Linked DNA regions of Homo sapiens: region 2 is linked to region 1. Evidence: read pairs that join two places in POLR2A ChIA-PET (ENCODE). Cell type or tissue: Panc1. All regions are shown on one strand. Each heading gives the region's core, and the rest is flanking DNA. Links, peaks and the distances in the headings are about the cores only. Region 1 has its middle 69 kb from the start of PIM1. Region 2 has its middle 21 kb from the start of PIM1.

What was found. Peaks named below come from ENCODE experiments on the same cell type or tissue, not always from the same donor. Only the 100,000 strongest peaks of a DNase experiment are listed, where the experiment ranks them.
Region 2: POLR2A ChIA-PET joins it to region 1 with 10 read pairs; 8 of 35 experiments call an interaction of 5 or more read pairs at or near these places.

Annotation. Positions count from the first base shown.
Region 1 is chr6:37,093,545-37,109,751 of GRCh38, forward strand. No RefSeq gene overlaps it. Among named protein-coding and RNA genes, the nearest start is that of PIM1, 69 kb to the right of the region's middle. RefSeq lists silencers at 6,049-6,343, 9,009-9,148, 9,159-9,338, 12,154-12,213, enhancers at 8,315-8,922, 8,923-9,530, 9,777-9,826 and a cis regulatory region at 16,116-16,207. In Panc1, for the core only: no CTCF peak of the experiment used is centred there; DNase peaks (open chromatin) are centred at 9,053, 9,433 and 9,660; H3K4me3 peaks cover 1,603 bases; H3K27ac peaks cover 4,763 bases.
Region 2 is chr6:37,182,763-37,198,969 of GRCh38, forward strand. No RefSeq gene overlaps it. Among named protein-coding and RNA genes, the nearest start is that of PIM1, 21 kb to the left of the region's middle. RefSeq lists a cis regulatory region at 508-721. In Panc1, for the core only: no CTCF peak of the experiment used is centred there; no DNase peak of the experiment used is centred there.

The DNA of each region.
Region 1 (16,207 bases), core at 4,663-12,662:
TCCCCCTACATCATCCCCACACACCTGTGACCATTCCTGAAATTGCACCGTGCACATTCATTCTTGGAGGATGAGAAATTGCGTCTCTTAAAATGTTTCCACCCACAGGAGAGGTAATACATTAAGCTGTTATCAGTCATCTACACCTTAATGTGAATTAGTTGATCAGTCTTGGAATGCTACACCTGGAATGAGGCCTAGTTCAGCCCCTTTTTTACAAGTCAGGAAGCCCAGAGCAGGAGGTGACTGACTTAAGGTAAGGCAGCAAGGTGGTGACCAGGCCAAGGGCAGGAAGAGCCCAAAGGGATGGAAGGTAAACACGTGACTGGGGGATGAGGGAAACCGCAATGTGATCGAGACGAGTGGGGGCATCTTCAGGCATTCATTCCACAGACTAACACAGAGCTGTATCAAGGTTTCCCCCAAGAGAAGGGCCGCTCCCCACCCTAGAGCGTGAAATGTCTTTGAAGTCTCCTGTTTAATCTTAAAATTCATTCACATGCAACATTCTACTCCCTAATATATAGTAATTTGTTTTCACGTCAACATAATTGTGAGATTTATTGAGTGAGATACCACTTTCCATTTACCAGAAAGGCTGAGATCAAAGTTTGTGGTTCTGGGGACAGGACTGGGATGGCTGCGATGGGAATGTGGAGACCTCTCACTGCATGCCCTTCCCTACCTTTTTAAATTTTGTGTCATCTGCAAACATTACCTAGTCAAAAAATTAATAAAATACTTAAAAATATGAGTTGGTTAGGACATGGGGAAATAGGCATTCTTGTTCTGGCAGGAGGTGGTGTGGACAGAAACTTCTGTATGTTGGACAATAGTGATATTTATCCAAATGTTAAACAGGCACACCTTTTACCCAATGATATCTGGTCTAGTCTAGGAACTTCACCCACACCTGGGGGAAACGACACCCAAGTCTGTTCACCACTGCATGATTTGTGCTGATCCTGAGAGGCTGGCCTGAGCATCTAACCCTCTTTGAAGACTATGCTGACTCTGAACAAAGACCAGAAGCTAGACTTCCTGTCTGGCGATCTTCTCCAACCACCTCTTTTTTTTTTTTTTTTTTGAGACAGAGTCTTGCTCTGTCTCCCAGGCTGGAATGCAGTGGTGTAATTTGGGCTCACTGCAAGCTGCGCCTCCCAGTTCAAGCGATTCTCATGCCTCAGCCTCCCGAGTAGGTGGGATACAGGCACGTGCCACCACACCCAACTAATTTTTATGTTTTTAGTAGAAACAGGGTTTCGCCATGTTGGCCAGGCTGGTCTCAAACTCCTGGCCTCAGGTGATCCACCTGCCTCGGCCTCTCAAAGTGCTGGGATTACAGGCATGAGCCACCACGCCCAGCCACCAACCACCTCTTGTTACATAACAACTGGGCTGGGTGTGGTGGCTCCCCTGTAATCCCAGCACTTTGGGAGACTGAGGTGGGAGGATTGCTTGAGGCCAGGAGTTCAAGACCAGCCTCGGCAACATAGCAAGACCCCATCTCTACAAAAAAAAAATTTAAACTTAGCTGAGCATGGTGGCATGCACCTGTAGTCCCAGCTATTCAGGAAGCTGAGGTGGGAGGATCACTTGAGCCCAGGAGGTCGAGGCTGCAGTGAGCCATGATTGTGCCACTGCACTCACCCTGGGCGACAGATTGAGATCTTGTTGCAAAAAAAGACAAAAACAACAGATGCCTACAGAGTGCTCGATTCGTGCCCGGCTCTGTTACATAGACTAAACCCTTTCAGTTTTCACAACTTCATGAATTAACTACTACTATCATCAGCCATGTGTGATAGATGAGAATATTAGGGCCTATTAGTGCTAACCTTGCCCAAGGTCACACGTGCTAACCAAGCAAGTGGCAGAGAGTGGATTAATACCAGGGCCCATGCTCTACATCGCTGCACTACACTGCTTCTCCGCACAATGGATGGTACATGCGTGCATATTAACCACCATTTATTAAATACCTCTTATTTGCTAAGCCACTGTGCAAGTTACTTCACAGTGTTTTATACAAGGCCATCTCTATAGCCAGTCCTGTGTTGATTGCAGAATGGGGGTGGGGAGTGCCACTGAGGAAACTGAAGAAAACAGAAGAGACTATTCCCACCTTTAAGAAGCTGACAATATGTGGCCAAGTGCTCCAAGAGCACTTGGAATATTGTGGCTCCAAGAGCTACAATAGTGGCTCACACCTCTAATCCCAGCACTTTGGGAGGCCGAGGCGGGCTAATCGCCTGAGATCAGGAGTTCAAGACAAGCCTAGCCAACATGGTGAAACCCCATCTCTACTAAAAATCCAAAAATTAGCCGGGCATGGTGGTGCCCGTAATCCCAGCTACTCAGAAGGCTGAAGCAGGAGAATCATTTGAACCTGGGAGGCAGAGGTTGCAGTGAGCCGAGATCGCGGCACTGCACTCCAGCCTGGGCAACAGAGAGAGACTCCGTCTCAAAAAAAAAAAAAAAGAAGTTGACAATTTGTGTAAGATGACAACAAGCTTTCCATTTGTGCAACACCTCACAGTTTTCAAAGTCCTTTCATTATCTCATTTAATCTTCTTCACAATCCTGCCAAATAATTTTCATGATCTCTGCTCCAGAATGAGGAAACCAAAGCTTTCCAAGTCACAAGGGCCTGCCCCCAAGATCATCTAACCAGCCAGGGAAGAGCTGGAACTTGACCTCAGGTCTCATGATTCCCCCCCACCAAGGAGGAATGGCACACTACCAAGACAGCCCAGCTCAGTGGTTTGTAACCTGCCCCAGCATGAAGACCCCTTGTTCCCTTTGGAAATGACTGCAGCCCTGCAAAGGAGAGAAGCTGTTATTCTGGGCTTTGGTAAACGGGGAAAATTCATAGTGACAAAAAACAATCAGGCCTTCAGCACAGCTGAAAAGGAGTAGCACAGTTATACACCAGACATTACTTACACAGTTGGCAGATAGTATTTGGAGTTCAAATAGACATAGAGCTTCTTGGAATAATTCTGCAGCCCACAGGCAGTAACGACTGGCCGGGCCTATACTACCAAAGTAGTTCAGAGAAGGCACCATCTCTAAAATCTGTGTTCTTGACCAGGGCGTGGGGGTAGAGGGGTATGGGGGCATTTAAATTCAATGAGGTTGGCAAAAATCAGGACTGAAGAAATAGTGGGAGCAAAGGAGCTTGGCTGAGGGAGACAGGTGTATGGAGAGACCCAAAGGATATATGGATGTATGTGTATTTCTTTTGCAGAGAAGGGTTGATTCTAGATGCCCAATGGCCATTTGAACAGTTAGAGTAAGAGGGGGACTGGGAGTGGAGAGAGTGGTCTAGAGATGAGATAATGCTAGTCAAAATCCCTTACCTGATGCCTTTGGGTCAGATGTGTTTTGTAATGCAGAGTCTTTCGGATTTTAGAAAAGGAACACAGTGCCATGCCACATATTTTGCAAAGCCCCCAGCAGAATCTGGGATGTCATCAAATACTTTAAACAAATACTTTAATATTCCTGCAAAAAAGTACATGGAAAATTCACACTAGGTGGGAATAAAAAAAACTCAGGTTTTGTCTGGGTGCTGTGGCTCAAGCCTGTAATCCCAGCAGTTTGGGAGGCCGAGGCAGGCGGATCGCCTGAGGTCAGGAGTTCAAGACAAGCCTGGCCAACATGGTGAAACCCCATCTCTACAAAAATACAAAAATTAGCCAGGCATGATAGCGAGTGCCTGCAATCCCAGCTAGTCAGGAGGCTGAGGCAGGAGAATCGCTTAAACCCAGGAGGCGGAGGTTGCAGTAAGCCGAGATCGTGCCATTGCACTCTCCAGCCTGGGTGACAGAGTGAGACTCAAATCTCAGGTTTTGTTGCCAAATGTGTTTCGTTTTCAGAGCTTTTAGGTGTTTGGAGTTGTAGATGAGATATTGTGAACTTAAAAATTGAATAAATGTTACTTTTGGCTTGTTTGCATTCTAAGCTGATTGACATGCATTATCTCATTTAATCCTATGTCAGCACTATGAGGTTATTATTCTCAATTACCAGTGGAGAGAACCGAGGTTAAGAGATGTTGAGTGACTTGCCCAAAGTCACTCAGCTGGTCAGTGGCAGAGTGGGGACCAGAACCCAAGTCCCTGAGATTCCAAAGCAAATTCTATCTGCCTAGGGAGAAGCCCATTCTGCCAACCTTACAATTTTGTCTAGGTCAACCACTCTTAAGAAGTGAAATTATCCATCAAGGAACAAAGAGAACAACTGAAGTCCCAGCTTGTGGTACTGAGTTCTCACCTATCACTTTTAAGTATTTTGGATGGCCGCCCTCTACACCATACCATTTCCCAGTGCACCATGTGCCAGCTGAACAAAACAGGCAGCCACTCCATGCCCTGAGCCTGTAAAGATCCCTGGTGATCACTAATTTTTCACCTTCCAGAATCTGCTCAAGGCAGTGCAGTGCAGCAGTTAAGCACATGGATGTTAGAGTATGGAGGACACATCCCAGCTCTGCAACTCACCAGCTGTGCAACCCTGCAAGACATTACACCTCTCAGGGCTTTGGTTCCCTTACCTGTAAGATACGGTATTGGCTGGGCACAGTGGCTCACGCCTGTACCCCAGCACTTTGGGAGACTGAGGTGGGTAGATCATGAGGTCAAGAGTTTGAGACCAGCCTGGTCAATATGGTGAGACTCTGTCTGTACTAAAAATACAAAACTTAGCCAGGTTTGGTGGCGGGTGCCTGTAATCTCAGCTATTCGGGAGGCTGAGGAGAATTGCTTGAACCTGAGAGGTAGAGGTTGCCATGAGCTGAGATGCCACTGCACTCCAGCCTGGGCAACAGAGTGAGAATTTGTCTCAAAAAAAAAAAAAAAAAAAAGCCAGGCATGGTGGCTCACACCTGTAATCCCAGCACTTTGGGAGGTCGAGGTGGCGGTTCATGAGGTCAGGAGATCGAGAGTGAAACCCCGTCTCTACTAAAAATACAGAAAATTAGCCGGGCGTTGTGGCGGGCACCTGTGGTCCCAGCTACTCGGGAGGCTGAGACAGGAGAATGGCGTGAACCTGGGAGGCGGAACTTGCAGTGAGCTGAGATCACGCCACTGCACTCCAGCCTGGGCCACAGAGCAAGACTCCGTCTCAACAAAAAAACAAACAAACAAAAAAAAAAAAAAAAAAAAAACACCTGCCTTATTGCTGTTGTGAAGATTAAGTGAATGAATATACATTAAGTCCTGAGAAAAAAGCTGTCCTAGAATAAGCACTTGATGTTGTGCCTATGAAAGAGTCTTTTCTGCGCCCAACCAACCACTCCCTTCTCTACCCTGCACACTGGCCATCAGAGTGCTTGTACCACCTTTCCCCCACTTATTTGTCTGCTCCGACACCCAGGATAGAGTGCAGTGGCATGATCATGCTCACTGCAGTTTCAACCTCACGGGCTAAAGTGATCTTCTCACCTTAGCCTCCTGAGTGTCTGAGACTACAGGTGCACACCACCCCACCTGGCTAATTTTTTTATTTTTTGCAGAGACAAGGTCTCCCTGTACTGTCCAGGCTGCTCTCTAACTCCTGGGCTCAAGCAATCCTCAGGCCTCAGCCTCCCAAAATGTTGGGATACAGGCCTTAAGCCATGGCACCCAGCCTGTATCTGTTTTTTGCTAATAAACTAACATATTGTAAGGAGGAGTTGTGCTGTACTCAGTTCTGTCCCAGCACTCAACACAATGCCAGGCATACCATAGGCACTCATTTACTGCTGAAGGAATGAATGAATGAATGGGCTATGTCTGCAAGTGCTTATAATTTTATTATGGAGAAAGTCATCAATTTGAAAATAAATAATATGATTCTCATTTTCCACAGGCATATCATAAAATCCTATTTCTTGTAAAGCCGTAGGAAAGGGGGTTGGCAAAAATCACATAAGTTGCAATCCCAAGACACCATGGAGTTGACGGTATGCTGGGTGATGGGTTGTGCCCATGTGAAAAATAGCTGCACTGCACATGCCAGCCATGGGACAGTCAGTGCCTCTGGGAGTCTGGAGATGGGAGAGGGCAGAACAATATGAAATGAGTCACAAATGTGCATGTCATCCTTGCTCAAGGTAAAATAGGACTGTTGGGTAACAATAGGAACCATGTCACAAGGCAACACGAGGCAAGTGCATGCCTTTGAGTGATGGGCACAACCATGGGTGTGGGGTTCAGAGGATGGAAAGCCCCCTTCCCCAGGATGCTTTCTTCCTCAATTGCTTTCTTCCAAATCAAGATCTCATGTGAAGCCAGTGGTTCACACCTGTAAACCCAGCATTTTGGGAGGCCAATTTGGGCACAATCACTTGAGCTCAGGAGTTCGAGACCAGCCTGGGCAACATGGTGAAACCCCATCTCTACTAAAAATACAAAAAATTAGCTTGGCCTGGTGGTGCGCTCCTGTGGTCCCAGTTACTCAGGAGGCTGAGGTGGATCACTTGAGCCTGGGAGGCGGAGGTTGTGGTGAGCCAAGATTGTGCCACTTCACTCCAGCCTGGATGACAGAGTGAGACCCCATCTCAAAAAACAAAAAACAACTCATGTCGTTGGTGGTACACAACTGTAGAACTGTAGTCCTAGCTACTCGGGAGGCTCAGGATGGAGAATCGCTTGAGACCAGGAGTTCACGCAAGACCTTGTCTAAAAAAGGAAAAACAGGCCAGGTGTGGTGGCTCAAGCCTGTAATTCCAGCACTCTGGGAGGCTGAGGTGGGCAGATCACCTGAGGTCAGGAGTTCGAGACCAGCCTGGTCAACATGGTAAAACTCTGTCTCTACTGAAAATACAAAAATTAGCTAGGCGTAATGGTGCACAACTATCATCCCAGCTACTTGAGAGGCTGAGGCAGGAGACTTGCTTGAACCTAGGAGGTGGAGGTTGCAGTGAGCCGAGATTATGCCATTGCATTCTAGCCTGGGCGACAGAGCAAGACTCCATCTCAAAAAAAAAAAGACTGGGCGCAGTGGCTCACTCCTGTAATCCCAGCACTTTGGGAGGCTGAGGCGGGGGATCACGAGGTCAGGAGATCAAGACCATCCTGGCCAACATGGGGAAACCCCGTCTTTACTAAAAATACAAAAATTAGCCGGGTGTGGCAGCACGTGCCTGTAGTCCCAGCTACTCCGGAGATTGAGGCAGGAGAATTGATTGAACCCCAGAGGCGGAGGCTGCAGTGAGCCGAGATCGAGCCACTGCACTCCAGCCTGGGCGACACAGCGAGACTCCATCTCAAAAAAAAAAAAAGAAAAAGAAAATGAAAAAAAAATCTAATGTGGGTGCATCTGATCGGTGGAACTTAGGTCACCTGCTTACATGTTAGTTGCAAGGACATCTGGGAAGGTCAGTTTCTGGCCTTTACTTTGGGGAAGTGGGATTTATGATGTGGGAAAAACCCAAAATAGGAAAGTTGATCAAAAAATGCTGGTGACTGTAGGCAAGGCAAACGCCCCCTACATATGGTTTAGGATTTTTTTTTCTCATAAATACAGAATACTAATTTAATCATTCTCTGAACCTCCAGTGCCTAGCTCAGTGCCTGGCAGACAGCAGAACTCAATACACTAGAAAGGAAAGGAAGAGGGAGGAGAGAGAGATTGCACATTTACATGCTGCCTTACCAAGCAAGGTTGAATGAAGACTTGCTGTTTGGGTACATAAGACTCCCAAGGCCCTTTAGGAATTTGAAGGAAGGGGACTCCCTTGCACATACATGCTTAAGTCACACCTGTAAGCTCTGGCGTACAGCCTCCGGACCACATGAAACGCTCGATGTGTCCTGAGTAGTCGTCCACTTTCTCTGTAGCCCACCTGTTTGCTTACTGTCACTCAGGCTGTCACTGAATCTCCTCCCCTCCCTAGTCCCAGGAGAGGTTTTACTAGTCTCTGAAGGCCAATCTAAAACAGTTGTTGCAAAGGCAACGCCAGAGGCCTCCCAGGGTGATGACTATGTTGACAAAGATCACTGGCACCTAAATTCAAGCAGGTCTGTAAAACTCTGTCTTGTTCTTTTTTTTTTTTTTTCTTTTTGATATGGTGTCTCACTCTGTCGCCCAGGCTGGAGTGCAGTGGCGCGATCTCGGCTCACTGCAAGCTCTGCCTCCCGGGTTCACACCATTCTCCTGCCTCAGCCTCCTGAGTAACTGGGACTACAGGCGCCCGCCACTATGCTCAGCTAATTTTTTGGTATTTTTAATAGAGACGGGGTTTCACCGTGTTAGCCAAGATGGTCTCCATCTCCTGACCTCGTGATCCGCCCGCCTCGGCCTCCCAAAGTGCTGGGATTACAGGCGTGAGCCACTGCGCCTGGCCTGTCTCGTTCTTCATGGTCAAGGTGGGCCATGACAATGATAACATGGGTCCTGCCTCTTAAAGTTTATATTGTAGTTTAATTGGTGAGCACACACACGCTTAAATGATGAGCAGCTCTCTGGGTGCCAAATGAAATAGGAAAAAGCAAATGCTCCCAAGGTTTAAGGAAGACCAGGTTGGCATAGCTGAGCTGATGAGAAAAGGTGCTGGAAAGACGGGGGGCTGTTAAGGGATGAAGTAGTTAGAGTACGTGGGAGCTGTGGCAAACCTGCATTCTTCCCTAACCCTTCCAAACCAGGTCAGATCCCGGTAGCATCACCACGGTACCCTTCATATCAAGGCTGAATTTCATTTTGGTGATTATCTGATCCGGTGTCTGCCTCCTCCATTTTACAAAGATCTTGCCATTGTGCCCCAGGACAGCGATAGGTGGGCAGAGGCCAGTGAGGACCAGGTCAGGGCGAGGCTGCTGGGAGGGAGAGGCTGAGCCGATCACAAAGACAGTCTGCAGCTTTCCTCCTCCCCCTCCCCCAGGGAGGAGCAGCTGATGTGTTTCAGGAGTGTTCCAATCCAATTAGTGCCCTCCCTCCCCTCCACGGTGGCCCAAGCCACCACTCCCTTCCCCGAGGTGGAGACTGGGTGGGGAGGGGGTGCTGAGGAGGTCTGAACATCCTGACCCAGCTCCTCGTGGCAGCACAGCTGGCTCGCTGCTACTGAGCTCAAGGCTGCTATGACAGCGCTCGTTTCCAGGCGACTGTTCTGGGGAATGCTCTGTTTTGGCAACCAGAGGGCCCCCGGGTAAGGGGGGCCCGCAGGACGCCGCGTCATTTGCATGGCAACCTCCTCCCTCCCCGAGCTGCGCGCTGCTCTGCGGCAGGCGGGCAGCCTGGCCCGGCCGCCCCGGCCCCTCGCCCTCCGCCCAGGCCCGCCTTGCGGCTCCGGCGCGGCGCTGTCACCGCCTTCTCCACACCGGGAGGCGGAGGCTGCACGCAGAGCTAGGGCATTTCCGGAAAGGCTGGTGCCCTAGGGAAGTGGGGAAATGATGCTTGGGGACAAAACACTGAAATGGGGGAGGGGAAATGAAATAAAATCTTTCCAAGCCAGAGTCAAAGTCACATGGCTTGGTAGCATCAAAATGCATTCTGGATAGCAGGGTTGGCTCACAAAATGTTTATTTAGGTGAACTCACAGCTAAGCCCTAGGAGATACTCAGAAAATTTCTTTTGGATCATTACACTGCATGTGTGTGTGAATTTGGGAATGGGAAAAAATATTTCTTACCTAGGCAAATAAGGCAGTGATATTCTTAGGAAATATTTTCAAATTCTTGCAGGGGGACTTGGTGACATTGTATTTTCTGAATTTGTTGGAAGAAACCGAAAGAGAAAATAAATTCCTGGGAGCCTCCCTTCTCTCCTGCATATACCCACCCCACCCAAACCACACACACCAGCACAAGTCCATGATGCCAACTGGGATACCAGGGCTGTGACATGTGGACCAACATTAACTGCCCAAGGACACATGCCCTGGGCTGGAACCTGAGAGGGGGTTGGGCCGGGGCAGGTCACCCCAGCTGAGCGATCACATTTCCCTGGCAGCTGTCCAAGGGGCAGCTCCCAGCTGCACCTGTTTGTGGGGTGATTTGCTTTTATCAGTATTGACACAGCAGCAGGGCCAGGGAATAGCATAGTAATAAATAAATGAGAGAGGGAAAAAAAATAAAAAAAGGCCGGAGCCACCGAGGCGAGGCAAAAATGCTGAGGTCTTTTTTTGCTTGTATGTCAGCGCATTCAATCCAGTTTCCCCACCCCTGAAATCTCTGAGGATCACAGAGCAGGCTTGGCATGGGAACTCTGGGTCTTAAAGAGATAGAATTGCAGAATCAGAGGCATCTTAAGATCCTTTTGTGCCAGGCGTCCCTAACCAGCAGATCTCAGGGTTACTTGCTACCCTCACCTGCCCCTACTGTTTGTCAGGAACCTCAGCAGGAAGGGAGTTTCTTCCTCTCTCTGCCAACTTTAGCATCAGGGAAGTAGAATAATTCAAGTGGAGGGTCTGGAGTTAGTCAAACCTAGGATCAAATCCTGGCTCTGTCTAGCTGTGTGACTTGGGGTATATTAACTAACTACTCTGAGCCTCGATTCCTCTCCGGAAAAAATGGAGAAAATATCTTTCCTTTTTTGTTTTGTTTTGTTTTGTTTTTTGAGACAGAGTCTCGCTCTGTCGGCCAGGCTGGCATGCAGTGGCATGATCTCAGCTCACTGCAACCTCTGCCTCTCAAGTTCAAGCAATCCTTGTGCCTCAGCCTCCTGAGTAGCTGGGATTACAGGTGTCCGCCACCACACCCGGCTAATTTTTTGTATTTTTAGCTGAGATAGGGTTTCACTATGTGGCGCAATCTCGGCTCCGTGCAACCTCTGCCTCCCGGGTTCAAGCAATTCTCCTGCCTCAGCCTCCCAAGTAGCTGGGATTATAGGCGCCTGCCACCACGCCCAGCTAATTGTTGTATTTTTAGTAGAGGCGGTGTTTTACCATGTTGGCCAGGCTGGTCTCAAACTCCTGACCTCAAGTGATCCGCCCACCTCAGCCTCCCAAAGTGCTGGGCTGCCAGGCATGAGCCACCGCACCCAACCTCCCTCGGCTTTCTTTCCAGGATTGGAAAAAAATGCAGTACAAAACAAAAAGCAAAACAAATCTGTGGAATCTGATCTATTCCAGAAATGAGAGAGGGGAAGCAAGAGCCTGACGCTCTCTTCGTTCCTCAAATAGGGCCAAAGGTTGCCTCTTGGTTTTTCCAGCCTTGTTGTCACTCTTCAGGGGGCCGCAAGCTGACTCACCTATGCTCTAATACAATATGATACAGTAAGTCGGATGTAAACAAACCTGTTCACCAGAAGCCACCTGACCAAGCCTAGAGATAAAATGCACTTGTAAAAATTACTAGCAATAAAGTCACTACCATGTTTCAAACACGGAGGCAGGTCTCCAGGGTCAGGCTAGTGTATCAGCCATAAACATGGTTTCTGCTCAGACCGCTCAGCTCTAACCCCAGGCCTGACACCTACCAGTCACATGCCTGTGTCAGGTTATTTTACTTTCAGAAGCTTTGCTTTTCTTGTCAGTAAGATGGGGGCAAGAATACCCCATCAGCTTGTTGTGAGGACCAAATGCATGAAAAGCATGTAGTAAGAGCTTCACAGGGAGAAAATACTTGATCATGTTAGCACATGGGATCATTACTGTTAGATGAATGAGGCCAGACACTGTCATATTTATCTCTATATCCCCAGATCCTCAAGGCCTGGGATTTGGTAGGTACAGTAATGTTTGACGAATGAATGAATGCCAAGGCCCCTGCCCAAAAGAAGTCAAAATCTACTAGGGAAATATAAGACGTCAACTGCCCATGCCACTCACATGTGGGAGACAGCAGAGGGTTAAAAGCCATTCTGCCAGTCCCCAGGCCCCAGAGGAGGCAGTCCCTTTGATCCTTCAGTTTCATCTATCCAGGATGCTTTCAAGAGAGGAAAACAGGAAGTATCCCTGATAGCCCCTGCTTGCTCTTTTTTTTTTTTTTAAATGATGGGGAGTAGGAGGAGGATGGTCCTTTGGGTCACATTTTGTCAGGAAATCAGCCTCCTTCCTTTCAAATGCTGGAGCTTCCAAGGGGGCAGATAAATAGCTTCTTGCTCAATGCAAAGAGAAAGATGTGGTCCAGGGTAACGAGTTAGGGTTCCTTAGTTGACCACATTACTGTAACCAGATTGCAGGTGGTTTCAGACTATGTCGTCCTTCGCTTTCATTCACTCACTCACTCACTGTTGACTAAGTGCCTAGCCCTGGGCTGGACCTTGGGGTTATGGCTCAGTGTCTAACGTCCAGCATATAAATAGACCAAAAGATACAGGACAGTGAGATCAGAGAAGGTGGGGTGAACACAGAAAATTAAGAACTCTAAAGGAGAAAACAGCAACAGGAATGAGAAAGAGGTTATAGAAGAGAGAAACATAAAAGAAAAAAAGAAAAAACCTGGAGAAGGATAAATGTATAGGAAAGAAAAAAAAAAACAAGTTTATAAGAATTTGTAGCCAAGACAATAAAAGCCTCATAATAGAGGTGCATGCAGGAGAAAGCCATAAGCTCCAGGGACACACAAGGATGACAGCATGGGTAGAGGCAGGAAGGAAAATAATGACTTAAGACTGCAGATCTGGTGCTAACTTAGCCAGCCCCAAAAAGAGAGTATTTGCTAACCCCTAGTGTGCTAAAGTCATATTTAAATGTTTAATTTGTTAATAAATTCAGTTATATTAATACTTTGTACATCATATTATGTACTTTGTACATAATACAATGTACATCATTTGCCAATGATGGACATTGGTTACATGGGTGGTTCCATTTGTCAACATTACACAGTTAAGATTTCTGCATTTCAAGGTATGTAAATTTCACTAGAAGTTAAAAAAAAAGAACTATAAGAAATAACCAGGCTGGCCAGGCGTGGTGGCTCATGCCTGTAATTCCAGCACTTTGGGAGGCCAAGACAGGAGGATCACTTGAGGCCAGGAGTTTGAGACCAGGCTGGCCAACATGGCGAAACCCTGTCTCTATTAAAAATACAAAAATTAGTTGGGTGTGGTGGCATGCGCTTGCAGTCCCAACTACTCAGAAGGCTGAGGCACGAGAATCACTGGAACCTGGGAGGTGGAGGATGCAATGAGCCGAGATCGTGCCACTGCATTCTAGCCTGGGTGACAGAGTAAGACTCTGTCTCAAAAATAATAATAATCATTAAATAACCAGGCTGGGCGCGGTGGCAGGTGCCTGTAATTCTAACACTTTGAGAGGCCGAGGTGGGAGGATCGCTGGAGGCCAGGAGGTGGAGACCAGCCTGGGCAACAAAGCAAACCCTTCCCACCACATATAGAGGAAAAGAAATAACCATCACGTGGGCAAGGTGGTGGAGGTAGAGATGAAACAAGAAAGAATGCTGATGATTGCTGAATTTGGGGGATCTATACATGGAGGTTCATTATATTGTTCTGTTGACTTTGAATTTCTTTGAAATTTTCCATAATAAAAGTTTCTAAAAGTGGTCCATAATGTGTCACTGTTATCCTCAAGCAAATTCTTTTGTGTTATCAGGAAGTCAGCTGAGACATTATCTAATCCAGTGTTCCTGTTAGAGATGAGGAAACTGAGGTGCACCTTGCCTTGTTCGAGGTGTTCTCAGATATCAAGTGGCAGAGCCGACGCTGGACTCTCAGGAAGAGCACCACCCTTTTGACCTTTCCACCCTCCCCTGCTCATGGGAAGCCAGCTCAGAGCTGGTCTTTGGCTGCAGATGGAATTTACCCCTTACCTTAGGTTACCTTTCCAATCCCCAGGCCCAGGTCTTGATGTGCAGGGAAATCGAGTGGGATCGGGGAGTCTCGTGGAGGCAAACCACTTTTCTCCTCCCTGTTTGGGTTCTCAAAGATAATCCTGAGTTTGCAGAAAGTCCATGAGGTCCCCTAGCTACTATATGTCAAAGGTGGGAAAGGAAACCCACACAATTCATCAAAGATTTCCGGCAAGGAATCAACACTGAAAGAAGAGTCCCAGCTCCTCGGCTAACAGGGGTGTTGCCTTAGTGCAGTCAATTCACCTCTCTTACCTTGGTTTTCTCACTTGAAATAAGAGAATGAAGATTTCGGGTTCTATTTATCTTACAGGGTTGACGGGAGGATCCCAAGAGAGGGGAAGCACTTTGAAAAGTGAAAAGGGGGGAGCGGGGGAGGGATAGCATTAGGAGATATACCTAATGTTAAATGACGAGTTAATGGGTGCAGCACACCAACATGGCACATGTATACATATGTAACTAACCTGCACGTTGTGCACATGTACCCTAAAACTGAAAGTATAATAAAAAATAAAAAAAAAAGAAAAGTAAAAAGAGGGCTCGGCACAGTGGCTCACACCTGTAATTCCAGCACTTTGGGAGGCCGAGGCAGGTGGATCACCTGAGGTGGGGAGTTCAAGACCAGTCTGACCAACATGGAGAAACCCCGTCTCTACTAAAAATACAAAATTAGCCAGTGTGGAGGCACATGCCTGTAATCCCAGCTACTCGGGAGACTGAGGTAGGAGAATTGCTTGAACCCAGGAGGCAGAGGTTGCAGTGAGCCGAGATTGCACCATTGCACTCCAGCCTGGGGAACAAGAGCAAAACTCTGTCTAAAAAAAAAAAAAGAAAGAAAGAAAAGTAAAAAGAGGCTGGGCACAGTGGCTCACGCCTGTAATCTCAGCATTTTGGAAGGCTGAGGCGGAAGGATCACCTGAGGTTAGGAGTTCCAGACCAGCCCCTGGCCAACATGGTGAAACCCTGTCTCTATTAAAAAAATGCAAAAATTAGCCAGTTGTGGTTGCAGGCACCTGTAATCCCAGCTACTCAGGAGGCTGAGGCAGGAGAATCGCTTGAACCCAGGAGGTGGAGGTTGTAGTGAGCAGCGATCGCACCATTGTACTCCAGCCTCGGCAACAAGAGCAAAACTCCGTCTCAAAAAAAAAAAGAAAAGAAAAGAAAAGTAAAAAGAGATGTACAAATTATTATTATCATTGTTTTGTTTTTCACCCAGGCTGTAGTGCAGTGGCGTGATCTTGGCTCACTGCAACCTCTGCCTACTGGGTTCAAGCAACTCTCATGCCTCAGCCTCCAAAGTAGTTGGAATTACAGGCGTGCACCACTATGCCCAGCTAATTTTTGTATTTTTAGTAGAGATGGGGTTTTGCCATATTGGCCAGGCTGATCTCGAACTGCTGACCTCAAGTGATCTGCCTGCCTCGGCCTCCCAAAGTGCTGGGATTATGGGTATGAGCCACTGTGCCCCATCAGCCACTGTGCCTGGCCCGTCCAAATTTGATGTAGCATTATCACAAAGTGAGGGGTGGGGGAAGAGCAAGAAATGACAAGGAAGGAAATCAGGGAACCTTTTGTAAGATATATATATATATATATATATATATATATATTTTTTTTTTTTTTTTTTTTTTTTTTTTTTTGAGGCAGGGTCTCACTGTGACACTCAGGCTGGAGTGCAGTGGCACAATCTTGGCTCACTGTAGCCTCGAACTCCAGGGTCAGGATGCATGCTATCACACCCGGCTAAGTTTTGATTTTTGATTTTTGTTTTTTGTTTGAGATGGAGTTTTGCTCTTGTTGCCCAGGCTGGAGTGCAATGGCATAATCGCAGCTCACTGCAACCTCTGCCTCCCAGGTTCAAGTGATTCTCCTGCCTCAGCCTCCCGAGTATCTGGGATTACAGGCATGCATCACCATGCCCGGCCAATTTTGTACTTTTAGTAGAGATGGGGTTTCTCCATGTTGGTCAGGCTGGTCTCAAACTCCCGATGTAGGTGATCTGCCCACTTCGGCCTCCCAAAGTGCTGGGATTACAGGCGTGAGCCACCGCGCCAGGCCCATTTTGTAGTTTTTGTAGAGATGAGGTTTCGCCTTGTTGCCCAGGCTGGTCTCGAACTCCTGAACTCAGGCAATCCTCCTGCCTCATTCTCCCAAAGTGCTAGTGCTGGGATTACAGGCATGAGCCACGGTGCCTGGCCTGCAAGATTCTTGAGTATTCTCTTTTGGGTTGCGTCTTTGAGGAGAATAGGCTTTGGGGAGCGGGTAATATAGCATTTATTGATGCCTTGCACCATGCCAGACATTGTGTTTTGTTCTCTCTGTAATATCTTGTTTACTCCTCCAAATCACCCGACAGGGAGGTACTGTTATTTTGCTCATTTTGCAGACAAGGAAACAGAGGCATAGAGATGGTTTGGCAACTTGCCCAAGGTCAGACAGCTAGTTAGGGCAGAGGTGGGACTCAA
Region 2 (16,207 bases), core at 5,216-13,215, 90 kb after region 1:
AGCCTCCCAAAGTGCTAGGATTACAGGCATGAGCCACTCCGCTCTGCCTATTTTATTGTTTTAGAGATGAGGGTCTTGTCATGTTGCCCAGGCTGGCCTCAAAATCTTGGCCTCAAGCAATACTCCTGCCTCAGCCTCCTGAGTAGCTGACTGTACAGGTACATGCCACCTAGCCCGGCTTGATGCAGTTATGTATCCACATTTCACAGATGGGGATAACAGATGTGCAGAGCAGTAAATTTCATGTCAAAGGCCACATATTAGGTAGTGGTCAGGTCAGAATTTGGACCTAGGCCATCTGTGGTTCTATGGTCATCCAGACTCCGCGATCTTGGCTCACTGCAAACATTTGTGTGGATTAGCCACCTCAAGGTCCCTTCAGGGCCCAGGATCTGGAGGTGAGAATGGTTCTTCCCCAGACTCCAGAGTTGGGTAAGCCATTCTGTTCTGTGGAAATAGTCATTATGAACTCCTGTAAACTATCTTTCACTTGGGCCTGGCTGGGGAGGAAGAGTTGGAGGCTGAAAAGGGAGAAGAAAGGGGACCCGGGGGGGTTGGGGTGGGGCAGGGGCACATTTCTTGTAAATGTTGCTCAGCTCCTTCAACTGCTGTGCTGGTTCTTGGAAACCTTCACCACAAAAGACCTATCAAGAACAGTGTTAAAAAAGATATGGCCTCATCCCCCAGTTCATTTCCTGCCCAGCCTTGCACTACTAACCCCGATTGCCAAGAGCAAGGTTGCAGTGTCCCCTCAGCAGTGCTGTGGGAGGAAGTGCAAAAATAAGCAGAACTAGGGGCAAGACCAGAGGACTGTCTTTATTTTTATTTATTATAACAGGACATCCGATGTACAGAAGTGGATTCATCATAATCCTTGGCTCATCGTATATTCTCATCCTTGGTCCAAGAATGGTCTTTTGTTTATATATATATATATATATATATATATATATATATATTTTTAAATCGGAGTCTTGTCACCCAGGCTGGTATGCAATGACGTGATCTCGGCTCACTGTAACCTTCACCTCCCAGGTTCAAGTAATTCTCCTGGTTCAGCCTTCCAAGTAGCTGGGATTACAGGCGCCTGCCACCACGCCCGGCTAATTTTTTGTATTTTTAGTAGAGACAGGTTTCGCAATGTTGGCCAGGCTGATCTCGAACTCCTGACCTCAGGTGATCCACCTGCCTCGGCCTCCCAAAGTGCTGGGATTACAGGCGTTAGCCACCGCATCTGGCCCGTTATTATTATATTTTATCATACTGGGTAGTGAATCCACCACCCAGCTCAAAAAACAGAATATTAACAATGACATCCATCTATCTATATGATCCTCTCTTAGTCCATTTCTTACCTCCCCCAGATACAACCCACTGTCCTAAATTTTGTGTTTGGCATTCTCTTACTTTATATTTTATTTATTTATTTTGAGACAGAGTCTCACTCTTGCCCAGGCTGGAGTGCAGTGGCATGATCTTGGCTCACTGCACCCTCATCTTCCTGGGTTCAAGCGATTCTCCTGCCTCGGTCTCCGAAGTAGCTGAGATTACAGGCATGTGCCACCATGATTTTTGTATGTTTAGTAGAGACAGGGTTTCACCATGTTGGTCAGGCTGGTCTTGAACTCCTGTCCTCAGGTGATCTGCTCGCCTCAGCCTCCCAAATTGCTGGGATTACAGGCATAAGCCACCATGCCCGGCTTATTTATTTATTTACTTTGAGCTTGTCACCCAGGCTGGGGTAGTCGCGCAATTGAGGCTCACTGCAGCCTCAAATTCCTGGGCTCAAGTGATCCTCCTGCCTCAGCCTCCCAAGAAGCTGAGACACAGACATGTTGCCACCACACCTTGCTAATTTTTTTTTTTTTGAGATGGAGTCTTGCTCTGTCGCCTCGGCTGGAGTGCAGTGGCACAATCTAGGCTCACTGCAAGCTCCACCTCCTGGGTTCACGCCATTCTCCTGCCTCAGCCTCCCGAGTAGCTGGGACTACAGGTGCCCACCACCACGCCTGGCTAATTTTTTTGTATTTTCTAGTACAGACAGGGTTTCACCATGTTAGCCAGGATGGTCTCGATCTCCTGACCTCGTGATCCGCCCGCCTCAGCCTCCCAAAGTGCTGGGATTACAGGCGTGAGCCACCGTGCCCAGCCCACCTTACTAATATTTAAATTTTTTGTAGAGATGGGTGTCTCACTATGTTGACCAAGTTGTTCTTGAATTCCTGGCCTCAAGCAATCCTCCAAACTCAGCCTCCCAAAGTGCTGGGATTACAGGCGTGACCACTGTGCCCGGCTAACTTTTAAAATTTTTTATAGAAATAGGATTTTGCAATGTTGCCCAGGCTGGTCTCAAATTTCTGGGCTCAAGTGATTCACCCGCCTCGGCCTCCCAAATTGTTGGGATTACGGATGTGAGGTACTGCACCTGGCTAACAGCATAGCAGCATTCTTTCACTTTAAAATAACATTTTATTTTATAGGTATGTATCCCTAAATTATGGAGTATTTAGTATTTTTATTTTGTCTTATTTTATTTCATTTCATTTTTAGATGGAGTCTCGTTCTGTCGGCCAGGTTGGAGTGCAGTGGTGCGATCTCGGCTCACTGCAAACTCTGCCTCCCGGGTTCAAGTGATTCTCCTGCCTCAGCCTCCCGAGTAGCTGGGATTATAAGCATGCGCCCCAACGCCCTGCTATTTTTTGCATTTTTAGTAGAGATGTGGTTTCACCATGTTAGCCAGGCTGGTCTCAAACTCCTGACCTCAAGTGATCCACCAGCCTGGGCCTCCCAAAATGCTGGGATTATAGGTGTGAGCCACTTGTGCCCGGCCAATTGTTTTTTAATTTTTAATTTTTGGGGTACATAGTAGGTGTAAATATTTATGGAGTACAGGAGATGTTTTGACACAGGCATGCAATGTGTAATAATCACATCATGAAGAATGGGGTATACATCTCCTCAAGCATTTATCCTTTGTGTTACAAACAATCCAATTATGCTCTTGTAGTTATTTTTAAATGTACACTTCAATTATTATTGACTATAGTCACATTCATTGTTTCTATTTTTTTTTTTTGTACCCATCAACCATCCTCTCTTCCCTACCAGGGTCCCACTATGTTTCCCAGCCTCTGGTTACCATTATTCTACTCTCTGTCCATGAGGTCAATTGTTTTGATTTTTAGAATTCCCAGATAAATGAGAACCTCAATGTTTGTCTTTCTGTGCCTCGTTTATTTCACTTAGCGTAATGACCTCCCATCCCATCCATTTTGTTGCAAATGACAGGATCTCATTCCTTTTTACGGCTGAATAGTACTCCATTGTGTATATGTACCACATTTTCTTTATCCATTCATCTGTCAATGGACACTTAGGTTGCTTTCAAATCTTGGCTATTGTGAACAGTGCTGCAACAAACATGAAAGTGCAGATATCTCTTCGACACACTGATTTCCTTTCTTTGGGGTATATACCCAGCAGTCAGATTGCTGGATCATATGATAGTTCTATTTTTGGTTTTTTGAGGAACTTCCAAACTGTTCTCCATAGTGGCTGTACTAATTTACATTTCTACCAACAGCGTAGGAGGGTTCCTTCCCTTTTCTCCACATCCTCACCAGCATTCATTATTGCCTGTCTTTTGGATAAAAGCCATTTTAACTGGGGTGAGAAGATATCCCACTATAGTTTTGATTTGCATTTCTCTGATGATCAGTGATGTTGAGCACCTTTTCACATGCCTGTTTGCCATTTGTATGTCTTCTCTTGAGAAGTGCCTATTCAAATCTTTTGCCCATTTTTAATCAGATTATTGGATTTTTTCCCTATTGTTTGAGCTTCTTATATGTTCTGGTTTTTAATCCCTTGTCAGGTGGGTAGTTTGCAAATATTTTCGCCCATTCTCTGGGTTGTCTTTTCACTTTGTTACTTTGTTGATTGTTTCCTTTGCTGTGCAGAAGCTTTTTTTTTTTTTTTTTAATTGAGACGGAGTCTTACTCTGTCACCCAGGCTGGAGTGCAGTGGCTCGATCTAGGCTCACTGCAACCTCCGACTCCTGGGTTCAAGCGATTCTCCTGCCTCAGCCTTCCGAGTAGCTGGGATTACGGGTGCGTGCCACCATGCCCGGCTAATTTTGTATTTTTAGTAGAGATGGGGTTTCTCCATGTTGGTCAGGCTGGTCTCGAACTCCTGACTTCAGGTGACCCACCCGCCTTGGCCTCCCAAAGTGCTGGAATTACAGGCATCAGCCACCACCCCTGGCTCACCTCCTTCTCTTCTTTCCTATTTAAACTTGGGTGTCTTTCCCCTTTTTCACTGCTAAGCCCTCTGTGGTGGTCAGGATCTTGGCAGGAGACAGACAGCCAGCTCAAATGGCCAGCTCAAATCGAGTAATGTAAGGAGAGCATAAAAAAGCACTCCAAGGGGGCAGTGCTGTACCCTGGGGCGCATTCCTTCCCTGGGGCCTGGGGTGGGGGCCGGGGGGCTACAGGAGGGAGCAGGGACCAGAGCTGGGGGCTCTGCATACGTGTCCAGAAGGCTGCCTGACAAGAGCTGTGACCTTCCTTTGAGAAATCAGCCTGTATAACCCAACCCTGTGGGAGCCACCCTCTCATCTCCCAGCAGGGCCTCCCATTGAACCAACTGGAAGCCAGAAGGCAGGGAGTCTGGGGTGCTGCAGTCTGCGTAGTTCCCTCTCTAGGGCAGGGAGCAGCTCCTGGGAGGCCAAGGAGACACCCAGCACCGCTGCTTTCCCCTCATGACTAATTCCTGGAACTCCAGCACCGAGCTCGCTCCTGAGCTCCAGGCCTCCCAGATACCCCTGCCCAGGGGCTCCCAGACACCGGGTCACTCAGTACCATTGTGTGCTGGAGGGAAGACACCCCCAACTCTGAACCCCACCCTGCCACAACTCGCCTTTCAGCTCCACTCAGGAAGTGCCTGAGAGACACAGATGCTCACGTATTTCTAAGTGAAAATACATTTTTTTAGTTCTGCTTATAAAAAAGGCACATGTTTTTTTATAAAAATAATAATATAAAGTGAATTAAAGTTATGTGATGTAATCCTACCACCCCAGAGAGAAATACTTTGAGTATGTCCAGACTCTCTCTCTCTCTCTCTCTCTCTCTGTGTGTGTATTTTTTCTTTCTTTCTTTCTTTTTTTTTTTTTTTTTTTAGTAGAGATGGGGTCTCACTCTGTTGCCCAAGCTGGTCTTGAACTCCTGGTTTCAAGTGATCCTCCTACTTCACCCTCCCAAAGTGCTGGAATTATAGGCATGAGCCACCACACGAGCCAGAGCTTGTATTTTTAGTAACCTTTTCCCACTTAACAAAGTGCTGTTGGTATGTTTCCATTTCAAGAACTATGGACAAACACAATCATTTTGATATGGCCATAATGTGGATGTACATAATTAATTTTGGTAATTTCCTGGGAGCCAAATGATAAGAACTTATGAACACAAACAAGGAAACAGCAGGCCGGGCGCGGTGGCTCACGCCTGTAATCCCAGCACTTTGGGAGGCCGAGGCGGGTGGATCACCTAAGATCAGGAGTTCAAGACTAGCCTGGCCAACATGGCGAAACCTTGTCTCTTCTAAAAATATAAAAATTAGCCCGGCGTGGTGGTGGGCACCTGTAATCCCAGTTACTCGGGAGGCTGAGGCAGGAGAATTGCTTGAATCCAGGAAGAGGAGTTTGCAGTGAGCCAAGGTCGCGCCACTGTACTCCAGCCTGGGTGACAGAACAAGACTCTGTCTCAAAAAAAAAGGAAACAGCAGGCATTGGGATCTACTTGAGAGGGGAGGGTGAGAGGATGGAGAGGAGCTGAAAAGATAACTATTGGGTACTAGGTTTATTACCTGGGTGATGAAATAATCTGTACAACAACCCCCCACGACACGTGTTTACCTATGAACAAACCTTCACATGTATCCCCAAACCTAAAATAAAAGTTAAAAAAATAATTAATTTTGGTAATTTCCAAAATTCCACCATTTTATATATAAAATGCTCCATTAATAGACAGGGCTTTGGGCAGAGATTATTGCCTATACAGATATGTATTATCCTTTTCTTCCTTGGTGATAGACTTCTAATTTTTATTTTTAAAATTATTTTATTATTACATTTATTTTATTATTAAATTAAATAGTAATTTGTTATTATTACTCTTTTAGAGACACAGTCTTGTTCTGTCACCCAGGCTAGAGTGCAGTGGTACAATCATAGCTCACTGTAACCTTGAACTCCTGGGTTCTAGTGATCATTTTGCCTCAGCCTCCTGAGCAACTGGGACTATAAGCACAGGCTACTATGCCCAGCTAATTTTTTAAATTTTTTGTAGAGATGGGGTCTTGCTGTGTTGCCCAGGCTGGTCTCAAACTCCTTACCTTAGGCAGTCCTCCTGCCTTGGCCTCCTAAAATGTTGGGATTACAGGTGTCAGTCCCTGCACTCAGCCAAAGTTTTATTTTTATTTATTTATTTATTTACTTTAGAACCTCTTATGTTTAGCAAGTCGTGAGTCCTTCCTTAAGAATAAACAGGAAATTCCTCAGATTCTCTTGCAGCTAGCTTTGGACACATGACAAAGTTAAGGCCAATGAAATGAAAGCAAAAATGTTCTGGTGCAGATTCCAGAAAAGTTCCTTCAAAGACAGAGGGAAACAGGAGCTATTATGAGAAGGCAGTAGTGGAAGTGGGGGAGAAAACTTGCTGAGTAGAAAAAAAGTGGCTCCTGGCCGGGCACAGTAGCTCACACCTGTAATCCCAGCACTTTGGGAGGCCAAGGCAGACGGATCACCTGAGGTCAGGAGTTCGAGGCCAGCCTGACCAACGTGGTGAAATCCCATCTCTACTAAAAATATAAAAATTAGCTGGACATGGTGGCAGGTGCCTGTAATCCCAGCCACTCGGGAGGCTGTGGCTGAGACAGGAGAATCGCTTGAGCCTGGTAGGCAGAGGTTGCAGTGAGCCATGATCGCGCCATTGCACTCCAGCCTGGGCAACGAGAGTGAAACTCCACCTCAAAAAAAAAAAAAAAAAAGAGAAAGAAAAAAAGTGGCTCCCTCAGGCCCTACATTAATCTGAGCTGTCACCATGATCACCTTGTTTTGTGACAAGCTTTTTTTTTTTTTTTTGACACAGGGCCTCACTCTGTCACCCAGGCTGGAGTGCAGTGGTGCAATCATGGCTTATTCCAGCTTCAACATCCTGGTCTCAAGCAATCCTCCTGACTCAGCTTCCTCATAGCTGGGGCTACAGGCACACATACCACGCCTGACTAATTTTTATAAATTTTTTTGTAGAGGTGGAGTCTTGTTGTATTGCCCAGGCTGGTCTTGAACTCCTGGACTCAAGTGATCCTCTTGCCTCAGCCTCCCAAAGTGCTGAGATTACAGGTATGGGCCACTACACCTGGGCCTGTGACAAGCTTTTAATATTTCACAAGAAAAATACTTTTCCCCTCTAAGTAGTGATTTTTCAAAAAATGTGTGGTATCTTTAAGTATACTTTCACTTTCTCATGATCCCAGTGTCTGCTCCTTCCAACTCCTCATGACACATCTGTCCAATTTTATACTGCAAGTCAGTTAGAAAGTGAGATTGGAGGCTGAGTGCAGTGGCTCACGCCTATAGTCCCAGCACTCTGGGAGGCCAAGGCAGGCAGATAGTTTAGGCCAGGAGTTCAAGAACCCCCTGGGCAACATAGTGAGAACCCATTTCTATTTAAAAATAAAAATAAACTGGGCATGGTGGCATGCACCTGTAATCCTAGCTACTCAGGAGGCTTCGGCAGGAGGGTGACTCGAGCCCAGGAGTTCGAGGTGATACTGAGCTATGACGGTGCAACTGCATTGCACCCTGGGTGACAGAGTGAGACCCTGTCTCTAAAAAACAAAAAATAAAAAATAAAAAGAAAGCGAACTTGGCTATCGAGCCGATTCTCATTTATTTACATCAATCCATGGGGAAAGTATATGATAGTATGAATAATCTAAAATGAAAGATAACTTAAAATGTATATTTGGCACTAGAATGTATTCCTAAATCCAACATATTTTATTTTATTGTTTGTTTTTGTTTTTGAGACAGAGTCTCGCTCTGTTGCCCAGGCTGGAGTGCAGTAGCATGATCTTGGCTCACTGCAGCCTCCTCCCAGGTTCAAGCAATTCACCTCCCAAGTAGCAGTGGTTACAGACACGCACGCATCACCATGCCCAGCTAATTTTTGTATTTTTTGTAGAAACAGGGTTTCACCATGTTGGCCAGGCTGGTCTCAATCTCCTGACCTCAGGTAATCCACCCACCTCAGCCTCCCAAAGTGCTGGGATTACAGGTGTAAGCTACTGTGCCCAGCCAAATCCAACGTATTTTAATTGATGGAGAAAGAAAGGGAATAGGGCCTGGTGTGGTTGCTCATGCCTGTAATCCCAGCACTTTGGGAAGCCGAGGCGGGTGGATCATTTGAGGTCAGGAGTTTGAGACCAGCTTGACCTACATAGTGAAACCTCGTCTCTACTAAAATACAAAAATTAGCTGGGCATGATGGCGGGCACCTGTAATGCCAGCTACTCGGGAGGCTGAAGCATGAGAATCACTTGAACGCAGGAGGCGGAGTTTGCAGTGAGCCGAGATTGTGCTTCTGCACTCCAGCCTGGGTGATAGAGCAAGACTCACTCTCAAAAAAAAAAAAAAAAGAGAATACATTATTTTATTTTATTTTATTTTTTGAGATGGAGTCTTGCACTGTCACCCAGGCTTGAGTGTAGTGGTGTGATCTCGGCTCACTGCAACCTCTGCCTCCCGGGTTCAAGCGATTCTCCTGCCTCAGCCTCCCGAGTAGCTGGGATTACAGGCACCCGCCACCACGCCCAGCTAGTTGTTTGTATTTTTAGTAGAGACGGTGTTTCACCATGTTGGCCAGGCTGGTCTCGAACTCCTGACCTTGTGATTTGCCCGCCTCAGCCTCCCAAAGTGCTGGGATTACAGGCGTGAGCCACCGTGCCCAGCGATAATACATATTTTTTTAAAAAAAACTTTATTGAGGGGTAATTTACATACACTAAATAGCACTCATTTTAAGCACGCAGTTTGATGTGTTTTGACAAACGTACAGGCCCCTGTAACCATGACCACAATCAGGATACAGAACGTTTCCACCACCCCCAAAAGTTCCCGGGCCCTTTGCATTCAATCTCCCCATCCCACCCTCACTGGCCCCAGGCAACCACAGATCTGCTTTCTGTCACTGTAGATTAGGTTTGCCTGTTGTAGGATTTTATTTAAGTGGTGTCATACATCATGTGCTTATTTATGGGAATGATGATTTATTGGGTGCCTAGCATGTGACAGACACTTTATAAGTGTATAGTCATTTCCCTTTTAGAGACTAGTAAATCAAGACTCCAAAATGGAATAATTTACCAAGGTCACATGGCTAGTAAAAGGCAGAGTAGAATTCTAAGTTTATGTGTCCCCAAGTTTAGGGTCTTTCCTTACACACTGCATTGCTGGCCAGGCGCAGTGGTTCATGCCTGTAATCTCGGCACTTTGGGAGGCTGAGGCAGGAGTATCATCTGAGGTTAGGAGTTCAACCTCACATTTCACCTGGCCAACACTGTGAAACCCTGTCTCTACTAAAAATCAGCTGGGCGTGGTGGCACACGCCTGTAATCCCAGCTACTCCGGAGGCTGAGGCAGGAGAATCGCTTGAACCCGGGAGGTGGAGGCTGCAGTGAGCAGAGATCACGCCACTGCACTCCAGCCTGGGCGACAGAGCAAGGCCTTGTCTCAAAAAAACAAAAAAAACAAACAGAAAAAAACCACACTATGTTGCTTCTGTCCTTGGCTTTTTGGAGGCTCTAACAGATGAATATGTTATAGGCTAATGTAAGGTCAAGGCATACAGTTTTATGAAAAGGCAGGTGTAGGGTACAGGGAACAACTAGAGAACAGACAAGAGGATACATAATAACATGATAAAGTAAATGGTAACCTAGCACCAAAACATGTTGTCTGCTTTATAGAGATACAAATCACCACTGAGGGCCTAAGAAGAGAATGTTGGCTGCAGGTGTCACAGCAGGTTTCTCGGGAAGCGGGGAGGGGGCAGGATTATCTATCAACCTAGGCATTTACTTCAGACAAACTAATAAAGCTAGGTTGTAAAAATCTTCTTCTTTTTTTTTTTTTTCCCTTGAGACGGAGTCTCCCTCTGTCACCCAGGCTGGAGTGCAGCAGTGCAATCTCAGCTCACTGCAACCTCTGCCTCCCAGGTTCAAGTGATTCTCCTGCCTTAGCCTTCCAAGTAGCTGGGACAACAGATGTGCACCATCATGCCAGGTTAATTTTTTTTTTTTTTTTTAAGACAGAGTCTCCCTCTGTTGCCCAGGCTGGAGTGCAGTGGTGCAATCTTGGCTCACTGCAACCTCTGCCTCCTCGGTTCAAGTGATTCTCCTGCCTTACTCTCCTGAGTAGCTGGAACTACTGGCGTGCTCCACCACGCCGGGCTAGCTTTTTTTTTTTTTGTATTTTTAGTAGAGATGGGGTTTCACCATATTGCCCAGGCTGGTCTCGAACTCCTGACCTCGTGATCCACCCGCCTCAGCCTCCCAAAGTGCTGGGATTACAGGTGTGAGCCACCGCACCTGGCCTCCCGGCTAACTTTTGTATGTTTAACAGAGACAGAGTTTCACCATGTTGGCTAGGCTGGTCTTGAACTCCTGACCTCAAGTGATCCACCCGCCTCAGCCTGGGTTGGAAAAATCTGACTCAGAAGGGGCCAGGTCTTGGGTTTCCTTCTTTCCTGTCTGGTCAAACTCATCCTGGAATTTGAAGTTTAGAAAATCATAATTTAATAAGACAAACATAGACTTAATCCCCAAACCCAGGAACAGTAGCATGAGGACAGCTGGGAGTGTTAAGGAGTTTAAGAACCAGTAAAAAGAAGAGCAGGCAGTTCTCTGCTTATAAAGGGTCATGGTTCAAAAGTTTGTTTGTGTATCATTTGCTTGAAATCCAACACATCTTCCTATAGAAACCGCATTACAAATGGAGGTTGAGCTCTCAGCTCTGCCCTCAACTGCTGAGTTAACACATGAGGTGGCGAAATACTATACAATTGCTATGAAAACAATACTTTGGGAATTCTAGAGCTCAGACAAAACAGTGGATTGTGGACTCAGACATTTGAGTTTGCTCTTTGCAGTCAATCTCCCCATCCCAACCCTGCATCTTGGTCCATCTTGTTGTCTAGAGCTCCCTCCTCCTCAGTACAGGAATCAGCACCACCATATAGATAGGCATTCTCCCTTAGCTGAGTCCATTCCCCTCCCAAGACAGTTAGAAAAGTCTTCCTTGTTTCAAGTTGTTATTTGTCTTCTGCTACCTTCTTTCTCCTTTTTTTTTTTTTTTTTTTTTTTTTTTTGAGTAGGAGTCTCACTCTGTCACCCAGGCTGGAGTGCAGTGGTGCAATCTTGGCTCACTGCAACCTCCACTTTCCAGGTTCAAGCAATTCTCCCACCTCAGCCTCCCGAGTAGCTGGGACTACAGGCACCCGCCAACATGCCCAGCTAATTTTTGTATTTTTAGTAGAGACAGGGTTTCTCTATGTTGGTCAGGCTGGTCTCTGAACTCCTGACCTCAGGTGATCTGCCTGCCTTGGCCTCCCAAAGTGCTGGGATTACAGGCATGAGCCATCACACCTGGCCTACAAGTGGTTTTAATTCCAGATACTACAAACTATAATTATTCAAGCCTACCCACAGCTGTGAGTATTGAAATTCTCACATTTCCAGTCATCTAGATAAGTAAAGGTCATTTTGTTTATTCAGTTATTTATATCAGTATGGACTCATGGATATGTATTTTATTCTATGGGTTATAGAATCCATCACTATTGTTAATTATTTTGTTGCTCAAACTGCTTCAGCTTTAGCCATTGGGAGCTCTTTCAGGTTGGTTCCTGAGTCCTTTCAATGAGCTCCCGTCCTTTTTTGAGCACTTTATCTCTGCTACCATAAGCTACTCTGGGTTCCTTGTGTGTTTTCCCTTCCCAGCACTGAAATCAACCACTTCTCCAAGAAACCTTGGTCCTTTTATTGAAGAATGCTATTTAAAAGCCAAATCTGTGGTGGAATGGATAAGAAAAAATAATCCAATCATATATTGCTTACAAGAAATCCACCTAACTGGTAAAGACACTTATAGACTGAAGGTAGTAAAGGGGTGGAAAAAGATATTCTATGCAAATGGAAACCAAAAGTGAGCAGGAGTAGCTATACTCAGATCAAGCAGACTTAAATCAACAACAGTAAAAAAAAAAAAAAAATAGAGAAGGTCATTATCACATGAAAAAATGCTCATCATCACTGGCCATCAGAGAAATGCAAATCAAAACCACAATGAGATACCATCTCACACCAGTTAGAATGGCGATCATTAAAAAGTCAGGAAACAACAGGTGCTGGAGAGGATATGGAGAAATAGGAACACTTTTACACTGTTGGTGGGACTGTAAACTAGTTCAACCATTGTGGAAGACAGTGTGGCGATTTCTCAAGGATCTAGAACTAGAAATACCATTTGACCCAGCCATCCCATTACTGGGTATATACCCAAAGGATTATAAATCATGCTGCTATAAAGACACATGCACACGTATGTTTATTGTGGCACTATTCACAATAGCAAAGACTTGGAACCAACCCAAATGTCCATCAATGATAGACTGGATTAAGAAAATATGGCACATATACACCATGGAATACTGTGCAGCCATAAAAAAGGATGAGTTCATGTCCTTTTGTAGGGACATGGATGAAGCTGGAAACCATCATTCTCAGCAAACTATTGCAAGGACAGAAAAACAAACACCACATGTTCTCACTCACAGGTGGGAATTGAACAATGAGAACACTTGGACACAGGATGGGGAACAGCACACACTGGGGCCTGTCGTGGGGTGGGGGGAGGGGGGAGGGATAGCATTAGGAGGAATAGCTAATGTAAATGACAAGTTAATGGGTGCAGCACACCAACATGGCACATGTATACATATGTGACAAACCTGCACGTGGTACACATGTACCCTCGAACTTAAAGTATAATAAAAATAAATAAATAAATAAAAATAAATAAATAGGCCGGGCATGGTGGCTCACGCCTGTAATCCCAGCACTTTGGGAGGCCGAGGTGGGTGGATCACGAGGTCAGGAGATCGAGACCATCCTGGCTAACACGGTGAAACCCTGTCTCTACTAAAAATACAAAAAATTAGCTGGGTGCGGTGGCAGGCGCCTGTATCCCAGCTACTTGGTGGCTGAGACAAGAGAATGGCGAGAACCCAGGAGGCGGAGCTTGCAGTGAGCCAAGATTGTGCCACTGCACTCCGGCCTGGGCAAAAGAGCAAGACTCCATCTCAAAAAATAAATAAATTAAATAAATAAATAAATAAAGTTAGTATGTATTTACACTTAAAAAAAAGGTCATTATATAATGATAAACGGATCAATTCAACAAGACGATACAACAATCCTAAATATATATGCACCCAACATTGGAGCACCAAGATTCATCGAACAAGTACTACTTGACCTAAGAAAAGAGATATACAGGAATACAATAATAGTGGGGGACTTCAGCACCCCCACTGACACACTAGGCAGATCATCGAGAAAGAAAATCTACAAAGAAGCACTGGATTTAAATTGGACTTTAGACCAAATGGACCTAAGAGACATTTACAGAACATTCTACCCAACAACAATAGAATATACATTCTTCTCATCAGCACACAGAACATTCTCCAGGATAGACCTTATGTTGGGCCACAAAACAGGTCTCAATAAATTTATTTTTATTTTTTAATTAATTTATTTATTTATTTATTTATTTATTTATTTATTTATTTTTGAGATGGAATCTCGCTCTGTCACCCAGGCTGGAGTGCAGTGGTGTGATCTTGGCTCACTGCAACCTCTGCCTCCCAGGTTCAAACAATTCTCCTATCTCAGCTTTCCGAGTAGCTGGGATTACAGGTGCCCGCCATCACGCCTGGCTAATTTTTTTTATTTTTAGTAGAGATGGGGTTTCACCATCTTGGCTAGTCTGGTCTTGAACTCCTGACCTCGAGATCCACCCACCTCGGCTTCCTAAAGTGCTGGGAATACAGGTGTGAGCCACTGCGTCCAGACTATTTTTTTTTTTTAAGAGATAGGGTCTTGCTTGTTGTCCAGGCTGGAGTGCAGTGGCACATTCTTGGTTCACTGCAGCCTCGACCTCCTGGGCTTAAGCCCAAATAGCCAAAGTAATCCTAAGCAAAAAGAACAAAGCTGGAAGTATCATATTATTTGACTTCAAATTATACTACCAGGCTATGGTAACCAAAACAGCATGGTGCTGGTATAATAATAGGCACATAGATCAATGGAACAGAAAAAAGAACCCAGAAAAAAAGCCAAATACCTACAGTGAACTGATCTTTGCAAAGCTGACAAAAATTTACACTAGGGAAAGGACACCCTACTCAATACATGGTGCTGGGAAATGGGATAGCCATATGCTGAAGAATGAAACTGGACCCATACCTCTTACCATATACAAAATTAACTCAAGATGGATTAAAAACTTAAATGTAAGACCTGAAACTGCAAAATCTCTAGAAGAAAATCTAGGAAAATTCTCGACATTGGCCTAAGCAAATAATTCATGAGTAAGAACTCAAAATAAAATGCAAAAATAGACAAATGAGACTTTATTAAATGAAAAAGCTTCTGCACAGCAAAAGATATAATCAACAGAGTGAACATACAACCTACAGAATGGGAGAAAATATTTGCAGGCCGAGCGTAGTGGCTTATGCCTATAATCCCAGAACTTTGGGAGGCTGAGGTGGGATGATTGCTTGAGCCCAGGAGTTCAAGACTAGCCTGGCCAACATGGTAAGACCCCATTTCTACAAAATAGTAAAATAAAAAAATTAGCCAGGTATGCTAGCATGCACTGGTGGTCCCAGCTACCCTGGAGGCTGAGGCGGGAGGATAATTTGAGTCTTGAAGTTTGAGGCTACAGTGAGCTATGATCATGCCACTACACTCCATGCATTCCAGCCCGGGTGACAGAGTGAGATCCTGAAAAAAAAAAAAAAAAAAAGGAAGGAAAGAAGGAAATGTTCGCAAAGTATGCACCAACAAAGGACTAATATCCAGAATCTACAAGGAACTCCAACAATACAACAATAAAAAAAAAATAACCCCATTTAAATGTGGGCAAAAGACATGAACACACACTTTTCAAAGAAGACATACAAATGGCCAACAAGCTTATGAAAAAATGCTCAGCATCACTAATCATCAGAGAGATGCAAATTAAAACCATAATGAGGTATCACCTTATACCAGTCAAAATGACTATTATACATATTATATTTATAATATATATAAATAAAATGTACATACTATGGAATACTACTCAGCTATAAAAAAAAGAAATTATGTCTTTTGCAGCAACATGGATGGAACTGGAGGCCATTATCTGAAATGGAGTACTCAGAAACAAAAAGTCCTGCTGGGCATGGTGCTTCACTCCTGTAATCCCAGCACTTTGGGAGGCCAAGGCAGGCGGATCACTTGAGGTCAGGAGTTCGAGACCAGCCTGGCCAACATGGCGAAACCCCATCTCTACTAAAAATACAAAATTAGCGGGGTGTGGTGACATGCTACTTGGGAGGCTGAGGCAGGAGAATGACTTGAACCCAGGAGGTGGAGGCTGCAGTGAACCAAGATTGCGCCATCGCACTCCAGCCCGGGCAACAGAGTCAGACTCCGTCTCAGAAAAAAAAAAAAAAATGAGCAAAAAGTCAAATACCACATGTTCTCATTTATAAGTGGGATCTAAATAATCTGTACACGTGGACACAGAGAGTGGAATAACAGACGCTGGAGACTTGGAAAGGTAGGAGGATGGGAGGAGGGTGAAGGATGAGAAATTACCTAAGGGTTATAATGCACACTATTTGGGCAATGGTCAGGCTTAAAGCCCAGCTGTTCAATATATCCCTGCAACAAATATGAGCTTGTGCCCCCTAAATCCATTTTTTAAAAAATCTGAGATCGCCTGGGCGCGATGGCTCACGCCTGTAATCCCAGCCCTTTGGGAGGCCAGGGTAGGCAGATCACGAGGTCAGGAGATCGAGACCATCCT